2 separate regions of the Mus musculus genome follow, and region 2 is linked to region 1. A link is a loop called in an ENCODE intact Hi-C map of the cell type or tissue named here. Cell type or tissue: gastrocnemius. All regions are shown on one strand. Links, peaks and the distances in the headings refer to the core of each region. The heading gives the core; the rest is flanking DNA.

What was found. Peaks named below come from ENCODE experiments on the same cell type or tissue, not always from the same donor. Only the 100,000 strongest peaks of a DNase experiment are listed, where the experiment ranks them.
Region 2: a loop joins it to region 1, with 7 times the contacts of the local background. A loop is called at or near these places in 23 of 42 quality-filtered maps.

What each region holds. Positions count from the first base shown.
Region 1 is chr8:111,673,078-111,683,695 of GRCm38, reverse strand. No RefSeq gene overlaps it. Among named protein-coding and RNA genes, the nearest start is that of Mir7076, 11 kb to the left of the region's middle. In gastrocnemius, for the core only: CTCF peaks have their summits at 2,854, 5,413 (motif pointing left) and 7,278 (motif pointing left); DNase peaks (open chromatin) are centred at 5,419 and 7,263.
Region 2 is chr8:111,830,367-111,840,984 of GRCm38, reverse strand. Cfdp1 (craniofacial development protein 1) reads left to right here. Exons shown (of 7, transcript NM_011801.2): 4 at 500-627; 5 at 9,996-10,115. Among named protein-coding and RNA genes, the nearest start is that of Cfdp1, 19 kb to the left of the region's middle. In gastrocnemius, for the core only: CTCF peaks have their summits at 5,248 (motif pointing right) and 6,732 (motif pointing right); no DNase peak of the experiment used is centred there; H3K27ac peaks cover 4,335 bases.

The DNA of each region.
Region 1 (10,618 bases), core at 1,793-9,792:
GTCTTGTATGTATCCCAAGTTGGCTTCAAACTTTCTTTGTAGCAGAGGGATGGCCTTGAATTTAAAATTAAAAAAAAATTATTTTCTTTATGGGAGGAGAGAGGGAGCCCAGGAAGTAAGGGTGGGTGGGTAGTAATGGGGTTCAGAAGAGGGCATCAGATGCCCCAGAGCTGGAGTCACAGGCAGTGGCTAGCTGCCGGATGTGGGTGCTGGGATCCAAACTCATTTTGTCCGAAAGAGAAGCAAGCTCTCTTAACCTTGGGTCTTAGCGTCAGCCCCAAGCTTGAACTCCCACTTCACCTATGCTCTCTCTCGGAACTGGCTTGTGCCACCATGCTGCTTGTATGTGGTGCTGGGGAGGGAAACAAAGGGCTTCAAGTGTGCTAAGCGAACACATCAAACCCTGCCAGGCTTCATTGTACGATGTACTGGTTAGTTTTGTGTCAACTTGACACAGCTGGAGTTATCACAGAGAAAGGACCTTCAGTTGAGGAAATGCCTCCATGAGATCCAATGTAAGGCATTTTCTCAATTAATGATCAAGGGGGGAAGGCCCCTTGTGGGTGGGACCATCTCTGGGCTGGTAGTCTTGGATTCTATAAGAGAGCAGGCTGAGCAAGCCAGGTGAGGCAAGCCAGTAAAGAACATCCCTCCATGGCCTCTGCATCAGCTCCTGCTTTCTGACCTGCTTGAGTTCCAGTCCTGACTTCCCTTGGTGATGAACAGTAGTATGGAAGTGTAAGCCGAATAAACCCTTTCCTCCCCAACTTGCTTCTTGGTCATGATGTTTGTGCAGGAATAGAAACCCTGACTAAGACATACGATATGATTCCATCACAGATCTTGGCATGAGTAGAGCGGTTTGAGTCCGATTTAGGACCACAAGGCTCCTGAGAGAGGTTGAGGGAGATGAGACACAGACAAGGTGGAGGTGTGAGGCTGTGACCAGCCAAAGAACACCATTGGCTAGAGGCTGAGCATGAGGACACGCCCCCTCCGGTCTTCTGATGCAGGGATCTCAGCACAGCGAGCTCACTAGGGAGCTTCCAGCCCCCAGAACCGGGAGGGGATGGGTGCACCGGTGCTGTTTTTAATCTCTGTCCCAGCCGATTTGGGAAACAAGCACTCTGAAGATTTGTTCTTGTTTTAATTTCTCCCAAGGAATTCTTTTATTTAGTTAGGGGTTTGTTTGGTTGTTTGGTTTTTGTTTTGATGGTAAAAGATACCATTTTCTGCCACGGTAAGGAAGCTCTCTCCTCCGAGTCTCACTTCCCTGAGTACCTTGATAATGAAGTTGAATTTTGTCCCAGGCCCCTTCTGCATCAACTGTTTTTGTTTTTTGTTTTTGAGGCACGCACGGTTTCTCTGTGTCACCCTGGCTATCCTGGACTAGCTCTGTAGACCAGGCTAGCCTCAAACTCAGAGATCCACCTGCCTCTACCTCTGAGTGCCAGGATTAAAGGCATGCACCACAGCCTAGCTCTTTTATGAGATTTTTATATTATAAAGACTTGAATAAAAACATGGAAGCAGGGCTGGAGACATGATTTAAGAGCACTGGCTGCTCTTCCAGAGGACCTGGGTTCAATTCCAATACCCACATGGCAGCTCACAACTGTCTGTAACTCCTGTTCCAGGGGATTCAATACGCTCACCCAGACACAAGTGCAGTCAAAGCATCAATGTGCATAAGATTTTTTAAAAAAAACATGAAGGAGTAATATATTTTTATTTCTAAAGTTATAATCTGTCAAATTTGCTCACACCAAAGAAAGAAAGAGAGAAAGAAAGAGAGAGAGAGAGAGAGAGAGAGAGAGAGAGAGAAAGGAAGAAAGAAAGAAAGAAAGAAAGAAAGAAAGGAAGGAAGAAAGAAAGAAAGAAAGGAAGAAAGAAAGAAAGATACATAGATAGATAAATGTGTGTAAGCTGACATGTGGGTACTAGGAATTAAACCCAGATCCTCTAGAGCTGTCAGTCCATGGTCTTAGCCTTTGGGTCATCTTTCTAGTCCTTTCTCTTCTTTCTTGAGACAGATTTTCATGTGGCCCAGGCTGGCCTCAAGCTCTATATGTAACTGAGGATGTCCGTCAACTTCTGATCCTCCTGCCTCCGCCTCCCCAGGGCTGTGATCTCAGGCACGAGCTACCACACCTGGCTCTCAGTAGGATACCATCTCTCTCTGAGCTGATGGTGGTAAAGGATAGATAGCGGCATCCTCTGCCACGGTAAGGAAGCTCTCTCCTCCTCCTCTCACTTCCCTGAGTGCCTTGATAATGAAATGAAGTTGGATTTTGTCCCAGGCCCCTTCTGCATCAACTGAGATGGTCACGTGACTCTCCTCCTTTCGTCTAATGACTCGGTACATTACACTGATGATTCCCTCAGTCAAATCGCCCTCTGCACACTTGGGACCAATCCCGCTTGGTCAGGGCATATAATCCTTTTAATGTACTATTGGATTCACTCAGCTGTGGTTTGCCGAAGATTTGTCTTCATTTGTATCTATGAGGAACGTTTGGTCCGTAATTGCCCTTTCGTGTGATGTAATATTGCTCTCCCCAATTCACTCTTGAACACCCAGTTTATGGGATGGTGCGGATTAATCTGAGGATTATCCTACCAGCTGAGCTTCATCTCTAGACGATGTGATGTGATGTGATGTGTGGATGCTCCTTCCAGAATATGCCGAATATAGAGAACAAAGGAGACTTTCTGATGTCGTTCTCTGACACTCTCCACTTTAATTTGTTTGAGACAGGACCTTCTCTCTGTGAATTGAAATTTGCTGTTTCAGAGAGTATGGTGGGCCGACGAGCTCGCTGGAGCCCCCTGTCCTCTAAAGCTGGGATTACAGGCATGTAGGGTCATACCTGCCTTTTAATTGGGTCCTGAAGATTTTAACTCCTGTTTCCCAGCGACCCCTGCTAGTTACCTCTGAGCAATCTTCCCCCTCTTGCTCCGGTGCACGTCTCAGGGGAGAGCAGGGTGCACAGCTCAGGAATGTGCAGTTTGAGGAGGGCTCCTACCGCGAGCACACAGGCTGCTAGCAGAAGTCCCGGAGCCGCCCTGTCTGTCTGCGGACTCTTCCTGAGGCAGCCACTGCGCTGATTTCCCACCACAGCGCCATTCCTGCAGCCTGTGGCAGCATCTGGGGTAGCGTGAATTAGAAAGCAGTGGGGAGGGCTGGCGAGATGATTCAGTGGGTCAGAGCACTGACTGCTTCTTCCAAAGGTCCTGAGTTCAATTCCCAGCAACCACATGGTGGCTCACAACCATCCGTAATGAGATCTGATGCCCTCTTCTGGGGTGTCTGAAGACAGCTACAGTGTGCTTACATATAATAAATAAGTTAACCTTGAGAGAGAGAGAGAGAGAGAGAGAGAGAGAGAGAGAGAGAGAGAGAGATCTCGGAGCATTTGCCATCTCAAATGTGTGTTGGGCGGGGTTGTTTTATTTTGTTTTGTTTTTGTTTTTGATATCGGATCTCGCTGGGTTGCCCAGGCTGGTCTCAGCCTCCCAGGGTCACTCTGTCTCAGCCCCTGAAAACTGGAACTACAGGTTTACAGGACGCCAGCCACCTGTTTTACCTCTGGGTAAACTGAATCTTTTCTGAAATCTGAGGAATGTACCTCCATTATTTCTTCAAATGGAGATTTATATCTCTTTAACTTTATACTCGGGCTACTTGGCCTGCAGTTATCTGAGTGCTGGCATCTGATCTTACACATCACTTGTCTTATTTTCTCTCTCTCTCTCTCTTGTTTCTAAGAGCATTCCTTACCCTGACCCAACTCACTAATTTCTCTGAAGCACTGATTTTATTATGAGCGGTCACCTATTATTGTTACTGCAATCACAACAGACTGTTTTTGTTGTTTGTCTGTTTTGAGACAGAATTTTACTCTGTAACTTAGGCTGGCCCTACACTCACTATGGAGTCCATTCTGTACTCAGAGTAATGGCAATCCTCCTGCTTCAGCCTCCTGAGTGCTGGGATTATAGGCATGTGCTACCTACCTACCATTCCCCTGACAATAACTCTAGTTTTGACACCTGGATTTTTTGTTTTGTTTTGTTTCTGTTTGGGACAGAGTATTATGGCTATTCTTGGTTGTCAACTTGGCTACATCTGGAATGAACTACAATGTAGAAATGGAGGGCAGGGCACACCTGTGAGAGATTTTCTGCTTCTCCATTCTAGTCTGGACCTTTGAGGAAGGAAGGCACACACCTCTCTCCGATCTGGATCTTGTTTGTTTGTTTGTTTGTTTTGTCTTTTGTTTTTTTAAGACAGAGTTTCTCTGTATAGCCCTGGCTGTCCTGGAACTCACTCTGTAGACCAGGGTGGCCTCGCACTCAGAAATCCTTCTGCCTCTGCCTCCCAAGTGCTGGGATTAAAGGCGTGCGCCACCACTTCCCAGCACCCTACTGGATTCTTTAATGGCTTTTATTACTTGATCACTAATATCTTTTGTTTACTAGGCTTATTTTTGCCTGTTTTGAATCTTGCCCACGTCCACCAATGTTCCTATTTCTAACAGAATCTGTAATCCCAATGAGTGGGCTTTCTTTTCAAGTATTTTCTCATTATAACTCTACTAGAGCAGAGGGAAGGGATCCAAGTCTCAGAATCAGGCAGATGGAAGTGGTGGGTGAGCCCGTGGAAGAGCCCCACAGGCCCGAGCACCAGGGAAACACTTCGTCTTTTCATGACATCCAGAGGAGACTTGGAGGAACAGGATGGGAATCAGGGGGTGTCCTTCCCATTGTCCCTGGCTCCTCACTTGCACCTGACCCCCGTATTCTGAGGACGAAGAAGCTGTTTGAGGTGGGCCTGGGGCCGGCACCTCCTACCCAAGGTGTCAGAGTGAGGAGAAACAGCAGGTTCAGGCCCTTTCCTTCCCATTTGATCTTCCCACAGCCCAGCCTCAGCCTCAGCCACTGGCCACAGCCCTGACCACAGCTCCTGGTTCAAATCGGCTTCCTCTCCATTGTCTCTGGGTCGTTCTGGGTGAGGCAGCCAGAGTTATACTAGCCCAGCCTGCTGGTAAGCATGGCTGGGATCCTTTCTGCATTTCTCAAAGTTCTTCACAATACTTTTTCTCTTCCCTGTAGAATATTAGATGTTTTGATGGTATGGCGTTGAGGCGAAGGCTGCCAGGACAACTTAGTCACTCAGGACATGAAACAGCCTTGGTTTGGGGTGGAATTTGTGAAAAGTAAAACAAAAGGTGAAAGGCCAAGCAGAGAAGAAGCAAGACTTGAAATAAGGCACCTCAAAGATCACAACCAGGCCAGGTGTAAGGTGTAATTAATATAAAACCAGAACAGCAAACACAAACCTAGGTCCATTTCTCTCCAGGCAAGGTCCTTCTGGCGGAGGCTGAACATAGCAGTTCTGAGATAGGGTTGCCACCTGGTGGTCAGTATTAAAACTGCAGTCATTTTCTAACCCAGTTCTGTACTTTATCAAAAAATAGGTGACCTGCAGGGCGGTGGTGGTGAATGCCTTTAATCCCAGCACTGGGGAGGCAGAGGCAGGTGGATTTCTGAGTTCGAGGCCAGCCTGGTCTACAAAGTGAGTTCCAAGACAGCCAGGGCTACACAGAGAAACCCTGTCTGGAAAAAACCAAAAGGAAAAAAAAAAATAAATAGGCGACCTAATTTTAAAAATGTATTTACTCCAATATACTCTAATATCATCATTTCAACATTAAACCATTTGAATTTTATTTTGAAATTATGAATTTGATAGTTTGCAAGAGAGTTCTTTGACCCTGAGTATAAGTTGTATCTCTAACACATCTATCTCTATTTACCTGATAACTTCTCATCAAATACACTTGCTCTGTACTTAACTATTACAAAACTTACACTTGGAAGGCAGAGTTGGGGTGGTTGTGGTGTCTCATGTATGGAATCCCAGCACTACAGAGGCTGAGAAGGGTGAGGGGAGTGGGGTTTAGTTGAGCCCAGATTACCCTGAGTTCAAGGGTAATCTGGGGCTGGAGAGATGGCTCAGAGCACTGTGCCCTTCCACCAGACCTGAGCACCCACATGGGGACTCACAACTGTCTGTAATTCTGGTTCCAGGAGACGTGGTGCCCTATTCTGAAGTCAAGGCCAGCCTGGGGTATGTAGGCTGGAGTTACAACATGAACCTGTCTCAAACCAGAAAAAAAACTCAAGGAAAAGAAAAAACAGACTCATATTCCCAAATTCATCCAAATATACATAACAACTAGGGAAAAAAATACCGGCTACCATGTGCACACCTGTAATCCCAGCACTTGAGAGGCAGGTGGAATTTTGTATGTTCGAGATCAGCCTGGTCTAAATAGTAAGTTCCAGGACAGCCAGGGCTAGAGAGAGATCCCGTCTCAAAAACAAAACAAAACAAAACAAAACAAAAACCAAACAAGCCAATTAGGGGCTGCTGTGACTGGCCTGCCTGTTTCCAGTCAGCCCATGTTAATCAGGCCTCGCTCTCATCCCCACTCAGGTGACCTTGCTTTCTACCAGCTGAAAATATATAAACCCAGCAGTCAAGCCTTATCCAGGAAGCGCCTGCGTTCACCCAGGGTACGATGTTACAACAGCGGCTCCTGTACAAGTACTGCAGGAGGTGGAGCTAGCTGTGTTTTGTGGGTGGCAGAGAGCCTTCCGCTGGCCATTCTTTTAAAGAGAATACAGCTGAAGGGCCTGGTCTTGGGCAAGGTCCCACCTCCCTCCTCTGCCGTCAGTGTACAGCAATTAGTTTGTGAGAACTCAAGGACCCTGGTCTCTCAGACTCAAACCCCCGACCATGTTGAAACCTACTTTGTTTCTCTTTGCCTGCCTGGGTTTCTGTTCCCTCCCTCCCTTCTCCAGCCTGGAGCTTAAGATTTCCCTGGTAAGTTTCCTGCAGGTCTCAGGCTACTTCCTTCAAAACTTCAACCACCATGGCTGCGAGTCTCTGGAGCAAAACTACTCAAGACTACGGTAAGGCGGGACTCGGGGCTTGCATGGCTGACTGTGTATGTGGCTCCAGGTGCCCTCCCTTTTTGTGGGGGAAGTGTTGGTAGCTTAAGGTGGCGCTGAGCTCGTCGGATCTTTCCACTGCTGAATCATGATAGGTTTTATTTTGTTTGCTTTGTTTTTCAGACAGGATCTCTGTCGTAGAACTCAGAATGGCTTCCTGCCTCAATTGCTCTTAAAGAGGACCCAGGGTCAGGTTCTTGGTGCCCACATGTCAGCTTACAACCATCTGTAACTTCAGTTCCAGGGGCTCTGGCGCCCTCTTCTGACGTGCAAGGGTACTGCATGCAAAAGGGGCACAGACTTACTTGCAGTCCACACACCCCCTACACATAAATTTTTTTAAAATTAGGAATGAAGTGTGTGTGTGGCGGGGGTGAGAGCATAGATGTGTTTGCAGGGGCCTGACAACCTGAATTTGATCTCAGGAGCACACAAGTCGTAGGAAAGAGCAAATTCCTGAGTGGTCTTCCCTCCGAATGCTTAGATTACCACACCCAAGCCAGGATCCAGACTCAGTGGTGTAAAATTCTGGGTTGATGTAGCCTGAAGCCTCAAGCCTTCAGAGTAGTTGAAAGTGTACCCCTTTTCCCTATCAGAGGCCACGCCCCTTCCCCAGACACCCAAGGACATGCACACCAGCTCTGCGTCTGTGTCTTAGTTCCCAGCTGTCGTAGTGATGTTGCAGGATATTGCAGGATATTCGATCACACCGGATGCCTTTAATCCCCCCAGTACTTGGGAGGTAGAAACAGGTGGATCTCTGTGAGTTCAAGGCCAGCCAGGTTAACATAATGAGCTCCAGGCCAAGCCAGGGCTGTACATTAAGACCTTGACTCTTAAAAACAACAACAAATCCCCAAAACAAAAACAACAAAATGTGCACTTGGGAAATACATGCAAAGGTATGGCGACTTCAAGGTCAGTCTCAGTGTCACAGTAAGACCTTGTGTCAACAAAACTCCATGGCACCTCCCATTTGTCCGGGCTGTCCTTCACTATGGCCAGTCCTGGACACTCCCTCTTGTATATAGCATGGGCAGCAGGTCTTCTCCACTCCATTGCAATCTCCTGCCTATAAAGTCTACTCCAAACCAGTGTCCTGGAAAGCAGTGGGGTTGGTTATGGGTAGGGGCCCTGCAAAAACTGCTGCTGCAGCAGCTGGGGCTCACGAGCAACGCAAGCTCTCCAGGCTCCCAGGCCCAGCCCTGGCCTCCAGACTCAGAGGCAACAGGGGATGGGACTAAGCATCACCTCTCAAGTCCTTTTGGTTGTTCTTTTTTAAATCATGTGTATGTGTGCGTGCACATGTGAGTGCAGGAGCCCTCAGAGTCCAGAAGGAGGAACTGAACCCTTGGAGCTGCAGTTAAACGTGCTTGTGAGCCACCTGACACGTGTGCTGAGAACCAGGGTCCTCGATAAGAGCAGCAAATGTTCTCACCGCCACCTCTCCAGCCCTGACTTAGCATTTTAGGTGTGTGTGATTCGTGCACAGGTTTGAAAATCGCTGACCTCCATAAGAACAGGGTACCTGTATTCCTCAGTGAATTTTTGTGTAATTGTATCAGTGTTTGGTAGAGTGTTGCACTCTCCCATGTCCTTGGGATTTGCTGCCCCTGAGTCGGCTTCCTTCTTGTTGAACTCTGCAGGCTTGTAAATGTCTTCTGAATTGACCCCGCAATCTGCCAGTCTTCTGTCTGAAAACACCGTCTTCAAGTTTACTTTAGATGAATCATGTCTTCCCAGTCTCTGGCTGTGTATTATTCTCATTCTCTTACTTGACATTCATCTTTTAAAAAGAGACTGTGCTGTGTATATAGTTTGGTATTTAAAAAAAAAACCACTTGATTTAATATGGTTCATTTAGATGTATCTCATATATAGGATATATATGTGTGTGTGTGTATATATATATATATATATATATATATATATATATATATATATGTCCTACATATGGAAAATAAAAATATATATACACATTTTGAGACAGGGTCTCACTATGTAGACCAGACTAGCCTTGCAGAGATCTACCTGCCTCTGCCTCCCAAGTGCTGAGATTTAAAGGTGTGCCCACCACACCCATTTTTGAGGCAAGTTTTTGTTTTTGTTTTTGTTTTTTTAGGTTTACTTCTTTATGTCTATGAGTACATTGTAGCTATCTTCAGACACACCAGAAGAGGGCATCAGATCCCATTACAGATGATGCTGGGAATTGAACTGAGGATCTCTGGAAGAGCAGCCAGTGCCATCTCTCCAGCCTCCTTGAGGCAAGTTTTTAAGGCTTGGCCAGTGCCTCAAGCTGACATGAGTCTGGCTGGAGTTATGTGTATACTGAAAGACTACTGGGGGGTGGGGTGTATAGGGAAGACAGGCCTGTCTAAAAGGAAGGTGCAAGCAGCCCTGCAGCCCATGGTCCAGGTAAGCTGCTGTGTAACTAGATAGGGGAGTTCTTCCGTAAGAGGCAAACAGGTACTGAAAGTTTGCATGAATGGGAACTCAAGAGAAAGCATGTAAAGGTGGAAGGGTCTGGGATGCGTCAGGACCACAGCTTTCCCTGTGGCCCTCAGGCCCTGGACCACCTTATGAGATCTACCCAACAACTGTAGTGTACTAAACAGCCCAGCAGGAAAGACTTTAGCAATGGGAGGCTGAAAGTCTTTTGGTACTTCGGGCTTTAAAGAATAATGAGGCCTTCAAAGAAAATTTTAGGATTCTCCAGGACAGTGTGACAGGGGTGGTTTCAGTCAGTGTCCAGAAATGAAGGTATTCCAGACTTTGGGCAAGTACTTACTGAGTGAAGTACAGGGTCCACCAAAGAGGTGACAGGAAGGGCCTTTGAGGACCTAGACTGCTCTGGGCCATCATTCAGGACAGACCGGGTGTTGGAGTGTCATGAGAGACTCTGGAGTTTCAGAAAGCCTCAACTCTACAACTTGCCTTTGGGAGACTCAGCAAGGACCAGAAAAATGGAAGAAAAGATATTTATCATAGAGATCACATAGGCCACAAGGGGGTAAAGTGGGTTCCTTGGAGCCTGCTATCAAGAACCAGTGAGATAGTCTGGGGACTGGGCGAGACAGGAAAGGAGAGTGATGGTGGAAAAAGGCACTATCAATAAGGGATGTAATTTTGGCCCCTATCACAGCTGAGCGGCTGAGTGTGACATCCTCCGGTGGAGCTGGTCTGCTCTCACAGTGAGAGGGACGTTGTTACTTTCAATGCAGCTCTACTGTGTAGACTGGACATGGTCCCAGGAGAGGATTGTAGCCCAGCATTTTGGGCATCCTGGTTGACAGGCTGACAGGCAAGAGCCCTCAGATGGAAAGTTGAGTTTGTCCTTTTAGACAAGGACTGGGTGACTGTGAGAGAGCACTGGGATTTCCTGGGAAGTGCCTGGCTCAAGCAGTTGCTGCAGCCACATACAGACAGGACCGGCCAGTCATCATTCCTCTTGCAGTTGGAGCCTTTTAGATTAGAAAGCTCTCGAATATTAAAGACCTTGAAAGCTGTGTTTAACAAGCGGAAGTGAGAGAACCTTGGGTCCTAAGTTCGGGAAACTTTATCTAACATTTGGAGAGGGAGCTTCCCTGGTTTATGA
Region 2 (10,618 bases), core at 1,779-9,778, 160 kb before region 1:
AGCTCTTCGCTGCTAAGCCATCTCCCTCTCCAGCCACTCCACTATATCTGTTTTATTTTATATTATTTTTTATGTGTATAGATGATTTACCTGCTTGTATGTCTATGCACCACATGTGTGTAGTACCATGATAGCCAGAGCAGGGCATCAGAATTTTTGAACCCACCTATAACTTATGGGTCCTGGAAATCTAACCTGTGTCCTGGAAGAGCAGTCAGTGCTCTTAATCATGTCGTCTTCTCAGGCCTTCCCGTAGTGTTTGACTGATTGGAGATGAAACGTGAGAACAACCCTAAGCAGCATGTTCATGCAGTTCTTTTAGCCTTATGCTTTGGTGAAAGTGATCTCTGGCTGTCTATCTTTTACTTTATTTTATTTTATTTTATTTTCAGGTAGGGTTTCACTCACGCTCAGAGATCCTTGAGTCTCTGTCTCCTGGGTGCTGGGCTTCAAGGTGTGTGCCACACAGGCTTGCTTCCATTTCTTATTATCTTTTTAGGTAGCCGAGGAGACTGAAGAGATTAGTTCGAATAAACCGTTGGTCAAAGCAGATGAGCTGGATAAGCCTAGAGAATCAGAAAAGGTGAAGATTACCAAGGTGTTTGACTTCGCTGGCGAAGAAGTAAGGTGAGAGGGTCCCCGTGGCTGGAAACGAGTGCTTTCTCAAGGCAGTGCTTCAAGTCCTCTTCCCATCTGTCCTTATCCCCACCCGGCTTGCTGTTTTGGCTGCGTACGTGCATTTGGAAGTTTGTGTTTCCGTTGCTCATTGCCATGCTTTGTGCTCATTTATCTCCTTCCATTGCTGAGAGTTAGCAGCCCTGGTGAGCTCCCTTAAGGCAGCCAAGGATGAGAAATTTAGTGTCTGTATCATTTTGTCCCCTTAGTATGGTCTGAGCTAGTTTATGAGTTTATTTATCTTAGTTTATAAAAGCAGCTTATTTTAGAGGCTTCTGAGTCATTCAGGCTCCTGGATGCTTTGTTTAGAGGTATGTAGCCCTTGCTATCCTAGAGTTCACTATGTAGACCAGGCTGGCCTCAAAGTCACAGAGATCCACCTGCCTCTGCCTCCTGAGTGCTGGGATTAAAGGCGTGTGCCGCTAAGACCAGCTTGTTGGTATTTTGTTTGATTGGTTTATTTTGGGGGGAGTTATTTTGGCTGTTTTAAGTAAGAACCACATGCCTAGAATTCTCAGACCCCTCACTTATTTAAAACTATAATATAAAAGCTGTAGTGCTATAATTTAGAGGCACTGAGAACAGAATTCAAGCAATAATTTTATAAGTTTATTTTCTTTGACAGTAACAGGTTAGATTTAGATGTGGTCTGATAATACAGTTTCCTCTGGGTTTATTGCTTTCAAAAGCAGCACCTGTTTCCCAGTTGTTGTATTCTTCCCTCTCTGTGTGTGGTAAGATCATAGAACCCCTCGATGATGCTGGAGTCCTCAAATTCTCATGTCCCATATATAAAATGACACGGAGTCAGTATATAACTGTCTTAGTCAGGGTTTCTATTCCTGCACAAACATCATGACCACGAAGCAAGTTGGGGAGGAAAGGGTTTATTTGGCTTACACTTCCATACTGTTGTTCATCACCAAGGAAGTCAGGACTGGAACTCAAGCAGGTCAGAAAGCAGGAGCTGATGCAGAGGCCATGGAGGGATGTTACTTACCTGCTTGCTTCCCCTGGCTTGCTCAGCCTGCTCTCCTATAGAACCCAAGACTACCAGCCCAGGGATGGTCCCACCCACAAGGGGCCCTCCCCCCTTGATCACTAATTGAGAAAATGCCTTACAGTTGGATCTCATGGAGGCATTTCCTCAACTGAAGCTCCTTTCTCTGTATTGGTTGATCCATAGAATATAATCCACTAATACACAGTGTTGCCTATTTTTGTCCAGTGAAAATACAGGGCAGACTTTTGAAAAATTGAAGTTTTGTATTTTTGGTTTTATAAATAGTATGGAGCACAACTCTTTTTTTTTTTTTTTTAAGATTTATTTTATTATTATACATAAGTACACGGTAGCTGACTTCAGACAGATCAGAAGAGAGCATCAGATCTCATTAAGGGTGGTTGTGAGCCACCATGTGGTTGCTGGGATTTGAACTCAGGACCTTCGGAAGAGCAGTCAGTGTTCTTACCCAGTGACCATCTCTATAGCCCCGGAACACAACTCTTAAACTTTGTTTAGACTGGGTCTCGGTGTAGCCCAGACTGTTCTGGGAACTTTCTATGTATCCTAAAGTGGATGAAGTTGTGATAATCTATCTGCTCAGCCTCCTAAGTGCTGAGACTATGTGCATAAGCTCCCCCGCCCAGCAACACTTATATTTAATTATTTTATGTGTGTGGGCCTTTTGTCTGGGTGTATGTCTGTGTGCCGTATACACACTTGGTGCCTGAAGGTGTCAGAGCCCCTGGAACTGCAGTCACAGCAGTTCTGAGCCACCGTGCAGGTGCTGGGGATAGAACCCAGGTCCTCTGGATGAACATTCGGAGCTTGTAGCTTCGGAGTCATCTCTCCAATACCAAAGTCACTCATTTGAAAATTTTTCTAAAAACATTTTCTTTTTTGAGGTATCTTTAGAGCAGTGTTGTAAGAACAGGATTACAGTGAATGCCCACATGGTGGACACTCTCACTCAGGTTCATCCATGTTCAGTGTTCTGCCTGTCCTTATGTGAAGGTGTGGGCATGCCTGTCACAGCGTGTGTATGAAGGCCAGAGGACAGCTTGTGACAGTTGCTTCTCTTTCCTCCACGGGGTCCTCAGGAGTCAACTCAGTTTGCCAGGTTTGGCAACCTTTACCTACTGAGCCATCTTGGCAAATCTTGATATAAATGATTCACCTTGACAGTTGGACTGTCCTTTTTAATGCAGTGATTATAATGGCTAAGTGTGAATAATGTGACCTGTCCAACTGATGTCCTGATGCTCATAGTTACTGTACCTCCTGTCTTAAGTCAATAACAGGTGGCTTTTGTTTAACAGATAGTTTGAAGGCCGTATTTTGAGTAGATCTATGTATGATTATGTTACAGCCTTTTAGGCCCCAGTTATCCCATTGATAGTCTTTCTAGTTGTTCTCACGCAATCAGGACCCAGTTCAAGATTAAATAATGCATTTGGTGTTTTCAGGGGGCAGACCATTTGTATTGGAGAATCAATTTAGATTATTGCTTGCCTGGCATGTTTAGTTTCCAATTAATCACCTTAGATTAGAAGTTCTCCGCCTTCCTGATGCCGTGACATTAGGAATATAGCTCCTCATGTTGGTGAGACCCTAACCATTGCTACTTCATAACTAATGTTGCTACTGTTATGAACTGTAACATAAATATTTGATATGCAGGATACCTGGTATGTGACCCTGTGAAAGGGTTGTTGACTCCACCTTCCACCCCCAGGGGTTGTGACCCACAGGTTGAGAACCACTGCATTAAACAAAACTGCGCTGGCAGCACTAGCTATTCAGTATCCCAGCATTAGTGTTGAGCTGAAGAACATGGGCAGCATCTGTCAGAACTCCCCATTGTAAGGCACTCCCGGTAATTAGTCACTTTGAGATCTGTCACATAATTATTGATGATATGAATTAGTAATGGATTTTGCCTTTCAAAAATCATACTACAGCTATCCAATACGGAACTACAGAACATTAACAGAAGACCATCAATGTTTAGCAATGGGTCCCAGAGGCTGTGTTGTGTGCCTTTAATCTTAGCATTTGGATGGCAGAGGCAGGCAGATCTTTGTGAGTTTGAGGCCAGCATGGGGTACAGAGTGAGTTTCAGGACAGCTAGGATTATGCAAAAAACCGTCTCAATAAACCAAAAAAGAAAAAGAAAAGGAATGAAGCAAAACTTTTTTGGACATGGCAGGGCATTTGCACATGAGAAAGCGCAGCAGCTGTGACAGCATGCACACAACCTGCACAGGACCATCCAGTCAGAGTCCCAGTGTGGGAAGTGGGTCACAGAGTTGAACTAACTAAGAAGCTGCTGGCCATTGATGGCTGCTGAGAGAGGCAGGGCCAGTTTTCTTTAAGGATGTGGCCCCTGAAAGACTACCTATGTTTCAGTAGGTTCCCTATACCCGGGCTTACATTAGCAGCACTGAGTGGGCTCTCTGGGTTTTAAGAAAGAAAAAATAAATACACAAGGAAGTTGGGAGTGGATATGATAGAGCGGTGGTAAGAGAGTGTCTAGAAGAGAGGAAGTGGGGATAAACTTAGTCAAATCACATTAAATGCCTATATGAAAATGTAGAGTGTATTAACATACCACAGAAAATACAAGTTAAAAGCCAAGACATTTAGAGGCAGAGTTGAGGACCGGCCAAGTCCATAGAGCAAGTTCCATCTAGGACAACAAGGTGAGACTGTCGCAAAGCCTGTGTTGGCTTAGATCACTTCGCACATGTAGAGATCTACAGGACGGTCTTAATAAAGAACAAAATCAGCTGGATTACTGTTGCTTTGAGAAATCAGTAAATTTCTCATGAAATTATGAATTTCATAAATTTGTTTATAAATGTTAACATTTAACATGTCCCTGATTTTCTTTCTTTCTTTCTTTCTTTCTTTCTTTCTTTCTTTCTTTCTTTCTTTCTTTCTTCTCCTTCTCCTTCTCCTTCTCCTTCTCCTTCTCCTTCTCCTTCTCCTTCTCCTTCTCCTTCTCCTTCTCCTTCTCCTTCTCCTTCTCCTTCTCCTTCTCCTTCTCCTTCTCCTTCTCCTTCTCCTTCTCCTTCTCCTCCTTCTCCTTCTCCTTTCTTCTTCTTCTTCTTTTTTTTGATTTTTCAAGACAGGGTTTCTCTGTGTAGCCCTGGCTGTCCTGGAACTCACTCTGTAGACCAGGCTGGCCTTGAACTCAGAAATCCGCCTGCCTCTGCCTCCCGAGTGCTGGGACTAAAGGTGTGCACCACCACGCCTGGCTTGATTATTTTTCTTTTTTGAGATAGAATCTAATGTAGCCCAGGCTGACACTGAACTGAGTCTGGCCTGTTGCTTCCCAGGTGTAGGGATTACATTCATGTGATACTACTCTTGACTTTTTTGTTTGCTTTTTGAGACAGGGTTTGTCTGTAGCCCTGGCTGTCCTAGAACTCACTCTGTAGATCAGGCTGACCTCACTCAGAGGTCCACCTGCCTCTTTGCCTCCTGAGTCCTGGGATCAAAGGCGTGCTCTCTCTCTCCACTTTTGTAAATATTGAAGTACTCAGGGAGCCTGCATGTGTACAGTTTGTCAGAAGAGGGCAGCACCATCTGTCAAATAAAACAGGATAAAAGCACTTTCTTTTCATTAAGTACACACTCAACACATGCATCTTGTTTATAGTTCTTAGTAAAACATAGTCATTTAAAAACATTATATATTATTGAGATTTGTAACAGAACAAGTGAGTGTCTTCTCAAACTCCTTCCCCATAAAGAATACAAAAGCAGGCTGGAGAGATGGCTCAGCGTTTAAGAGCACTGACTGCTCTTCCAGAGGTCCTGACTTCAATTCCCAGCCACATAGTGGCTCACAGACGTCTGTAATGGGATCCAGTGCCCTTTTCTGGTGTGTCTGAAGACAGCTACAGTGTACTGATATACATAAAATAAATAAATCTTAAAAACAAACAAAGGAACAAACAAGAAGACTAGAAAAGCTTGCTAAGGCCCGTGGTGGCGGTCCACTCCTGTACACGAGCCCTTGGGAAGAGGAAGCAGGCCGATCAAAGCCAACCTGGAGCATGCATGTCTAATTGTTATATACAACCGTTATATTATATGTTACATATGTTATACATAGTATATATATTTAAACCTGTTAATAGTTGCTGTGTTGGCCAGACTTTGTTCATTTGGTTTTTTTGAGACAAGATTTTTTTAGGCTGGCCTCAAACTCAGATCCACCTTCCTCTGTCTCCCAAGCACCAGAAGTAAAGATGTGTGCCACCACTGCCAGGCTATTGGCAAGACTTTTTTTAAAAAAGCACATTATTTAAAATACCATAAAGAACTTTCTTGAAGGATCTTAGGAGATTTGAACTTTGACTACCCAGGCACAAACTTGGTGTTTGTCTTTGAGCATATCTTTTAATTTCTTGACATCTTTGTTTCTTTCCTTTTTTGTCATCACTGCATCTTTAAGAAGTATGAGAGAGCTAATGGGAGAAGTTTCTAAGTGTGAGAATGAGGGAATGTGAGCTTGAAGTTAGTCGTCTAGTTTCTCTGACTTTGTTGTCATGTTTTGTTTGTCTTTCCTCAGCGAGAGCTATGTAATTCTTTCAGCCTTGGGGAAGGGAGGAAGATGACCACTCTTACCCTTTTCTCTGGCACAGCCAGCTGACCCTGTGAGCTCAGATTTTCCTAAATGATTCACCTTTTGGAAAACTTCAGTCATGGGGAAGTTCCATCCAAATAAAGACTTTTCAGGAAGTTGAGTGAGTGAAAATGAAGTTAAAATGGAATTTCTATAGAAAAACAGGTGGATTAATTATTGCTAATAATAGCCTTTTCCTATCAGGAGTCCCTCTCATGCATGAGATGATGATAAGAACCATTCTCTTATTTAAAAGTACTGTGATAGCTAAATCCTTTACTGCTTCCTAAAAGTGAAGTTACTTTCTGGCCCCAGGGGAGGCTGAGCACAGGAGCGGGCCAACTTGGAGCTCTCTTTGAGAGCCTGTCTTGGAAAACAAAATAGCAGAAAGAATGGAGTTGCTCTGGGGATGTGACCAGCAGAGAGCAGTCTGCTGTTTCTTTGTGTCAGCTATCAGGGTCCTTAAGAAGTACCTCAGGCTACACAGTGTTTCCCGGTTGGTGCTGTAGACACTGGCAGGGAGATTAAGAACGGCATTCCCAATTGGTGTGTGTCATGGATTGTCGTGTTGCTTTTGTTGTTGCTGTGTTTCTGGACTCTGAGTTTCTAGTGGCAGAAGCCATATCGTGTTTCTTCATGTGTCCCGTTGCATCTGGAGTGCTTTCCAGAACTTGTTTACCTACGCGTCTATCAGTCTTGAGTCTTGTCAGCCCTGCTATAAAACAAGAGTAACAAAGGCAAACCTAAGTTCATGCTTGCTGCTTTCTTCCCTTTGTTACTTGGGCCACTTGTTGTTCATATCCTGGCATTCTTAAAGTTCAGCTGTGATAGTGACCCTTTGAAATTTGCTGTGTCAGTCAGGTATTGTGTGGCTCTCTGCTGAAGCTCATCCTTCAATTCTAGGCTTTTTATTGTTATATTTTTCCCTTTTCCTGAAGTGTGTATTATTTGAATTTAGACTAGGCTGTACTATAGTTGGGCAACAGCTGTTCCTCAGTAGCAGGCAGTCAAGTGTCTATTCCTTGGTAGTACTATGAACACTATGGGTTGGTTAGCACTTGGCCTTGTCCCTCAGCCCTCTGGCATATACAGCCTGTAAAGGTGGTTTTGCACTTAATTCCTTTAGTTTCAGGATGGGGCTTTATTCATCATGCCTGTCCTCCTTTGGAACTCATTTTCTCTGAATGTACTGGATCCCTCAGGATCAGCAGTGGTGGGACACGGCCCATGTTTTGATGTAAGAAAGGCTTTGTTGTTCCTAATGCAGACTTTGAGCTGGTTGTGGCTGCCTGCCTCCTCTCTTCCACCTTTGATCATTAAATTTAATTAGCCTTTCTAGGGTTCTGTAAAACAAATCAGCTTTCTTGTTGTCATCCATTCCACATGGCTACAAGCTCCAGAGATCAGAGGAAGCCGGTTAGTACTTCCAGACTTGCTGCTCTTTTTTTTGAGTCAGAATCTCATTTGCCTGAGGATGGCCTTGACCTCCTGCACTGCTGCTCACTGTCCTTGTGTGAAGATGTCGCAGGCATGTACTACCATGCCCAGCTGGTGTGTTGCCTTCTCAAAGTTATATGGACGTCTTTCTCTGTTGTTCCTCTACTTATTACTGTTGTGGAGTTGGCCGAATTTATTTGTCACTGTTAGTAGGACTTTTGCAGGAAGGAGACGGTAAAACTGTGTTAGTTCTTCATTAATCTCTCTAGTCTTCTCTACAAGACAAGGACGCCCAAAGGATCTATCCTGAGTCTGGTATTTGAGTTCAGCATTAATCCCAAAGATTTTGATGCAGGTTTACTTTGGGTATTGATTTAGCAGAATAACAGATGACCCTAAAATTTACTAGCTTGCATGAAGCAGCTAGCTGCTCTATTGCAGTTTCTCACGGTTCCAGAGGCCTCTAGGTCCAGCTAGGCAGTTGCTCAGCCTCTCTTGTTCCCTTTAGCCAGTGTTGGGACCATCTTAAACAGCACTTCCTTCTTGTCCTGATGCTTAAGAACTCAGATACCTTTATGCTAGGAGTGGTTCCTCAGAATTCCAGGTCTGTGCCTTTCCATGCGATCTGTGCTGTCTAGTGGATGGAGTTCTAAAGATACATTCTCAGGGAAGAAAGGCTGCAGGCCTGGAGTACAGAGTCACTTTACAGCCACTTGCACAGAACTCTCTTAGGTGACAGTCATAAAACCCCATCCAGTTTGAAGGAATTTGCTTGATGCTCTGGAGGAGCACATGGGACAGGAAATGTGTGACAGCCTGTTTGGAAAATAAACACAATCTGTTGGCAGAATTTTCACTAGCGTTGCTGTGTAGACTCCGGAGAGTTGAATAAGTCGAGTAACTGCTTAGATTTCAGTTTTAATCCTTAGGGATGTAAATGAGCTTCTTGTCAGGATGACAGTGCTGTAGGCAAACCTTCCCAGTATCAGCTATAAGCAGCTGTAGGTAAGCATTGGGCTGTTGCTGGTATGTCTCCACTGTTGCTGGTGTGTCTCCGCTGTAGCTGGACTTTGGTTTGTCTCAGCTTGGCTCCACACTTAACTTTGTGCCACTTACAGAACACACAGTATTAAGTACAGCAGAGAGGTAGCCTTTGTTAGGAAATGTATCCTTGAAGGTGGTAGAGACTGGTATACTCTCACAGATGGATTTTATAGGATTTATTCTATCATTTTTGGCTAATCTTTGGTTGCATATTTATAATACATTAACTGTAGTTTTGGATCTGCCTACTGGTAGATTGGAATTTAAGGAAAATTCCTCAAATGTTTTTGTTGCTCTGGCATGTCAAAACAGGCATCACATATTTCTCCTCTTTACCTGGAATATGGGGCACCTTAAGTTTGTTTGTTTGTTTCTTTCTTTCTTTTGAACTTTTTGTGGGATGCAGTGCTTTCAGTTTGAATTGAGGTAGGATTGTTTCACATTCTGACACTCCCTAGGCAGTTCTACTTTGCCCAGTTTAAAGAAAGTGCGTTTTTTGTCTTGGTGTTTTAGGTGCAGGGCAGGAAGGAGCTTCCGTGGGGTATTTCCATTTGTTTGCCTTTCTTCATGAAACGATGGCAGTGCTTTTGTCCCTGTGTCCCATCTCCACCTCACTGTTCATTGGCCGTCTGAGTCAGTGCTGATCTGGGTAGTGAGGAAGAGTGCAGGCAGAGAGTGCAGGCAGGGTCTCTGTAGATCCGTGTTAGTAACCAAGTGACCTGAGACGGGGGTGGGGTGTGTGTGGAGGGAGTCTTCATGCTGGCAGGTGGAATGGGAGATTTGAAGGTGAACATTGAACTACATTTGTTGTTTTGTTTGTTAGTATCAGTCTGGGAAAATGCCTATTTATAGAACTGTTAGAGTGAACTTTAATCATAAGACTCAGTGGCCAGAATTTATTGAAAACTCAGTGGTATGTTCCTAGTTTTCATTTATTTCATTTGCTATAATTTTTGCTTCCTTTTTAAAAAACCTATTAATTTTATGTACATTGGAATTGCTGGCATGTATGTTTGTGTAAGGGTGGATCCTTTAGAGCTGCAGTTACAGACAGTGGTGAGCAGCCATGTGGGAGCTGGGAACTGAACCTGGGTCCTCTAGAGGAGCAACCAGTGCTCTTAACTGCTGAGCCATCTCTCTATCCCCCCAGTTTTTGTTTCTTATCCCATTTGTAAGCTTGTTTCTCTTTCCTTGAACTAGGGTGACTAAGGAAGTAGATGCTGCGTCTAAGGAAGCGAAGTCTTTCCTCAAGCAAACAGAGAGAGAAAAACCGCAGGCTCTTGTCACTTCACCAGCGACACCACTCCCTGCTGGGTCAGGGTGAGTATGTGCCTCCGTCCCAGGTGTAGTTGGCACACTGGGAAAACTGTTAGCTGTGCGAGGACTGGCTTCTAACTGCTGCTGTCTCTACTTCATTGTGATATAGGGAATGAAACTCTGCCTTGACAGAAGTATTTATTTACCCAGATGGAGTTTGCTAGAAAAATTAGCATGGATTACTTATTTAATAATCCCAGCCTGAAAGAAGCTAACCATAAAGCTGAACATGTAAATTGCATACCTAAAAATTATTACTTTTGCATGACAATATTAGCAGTTCACCAGAACGTTTAATACATTTTGAATTGAGTACTTAGTTCCAACCCCCTGATGGCAAAGGAGCATCAGAAGGTCATGTGGGCACAGAGATCTACATCTGTGGTCCCAACTACGTGGAGACTGAGATAGGTAGATCACCTAGGCATCAGAGTGAGCCCCTATCAAAGAAAACAGTCAAAAAATTATTTAAAAAAAAAAAAGTTCTTTTGATCTTTCCGTACAGT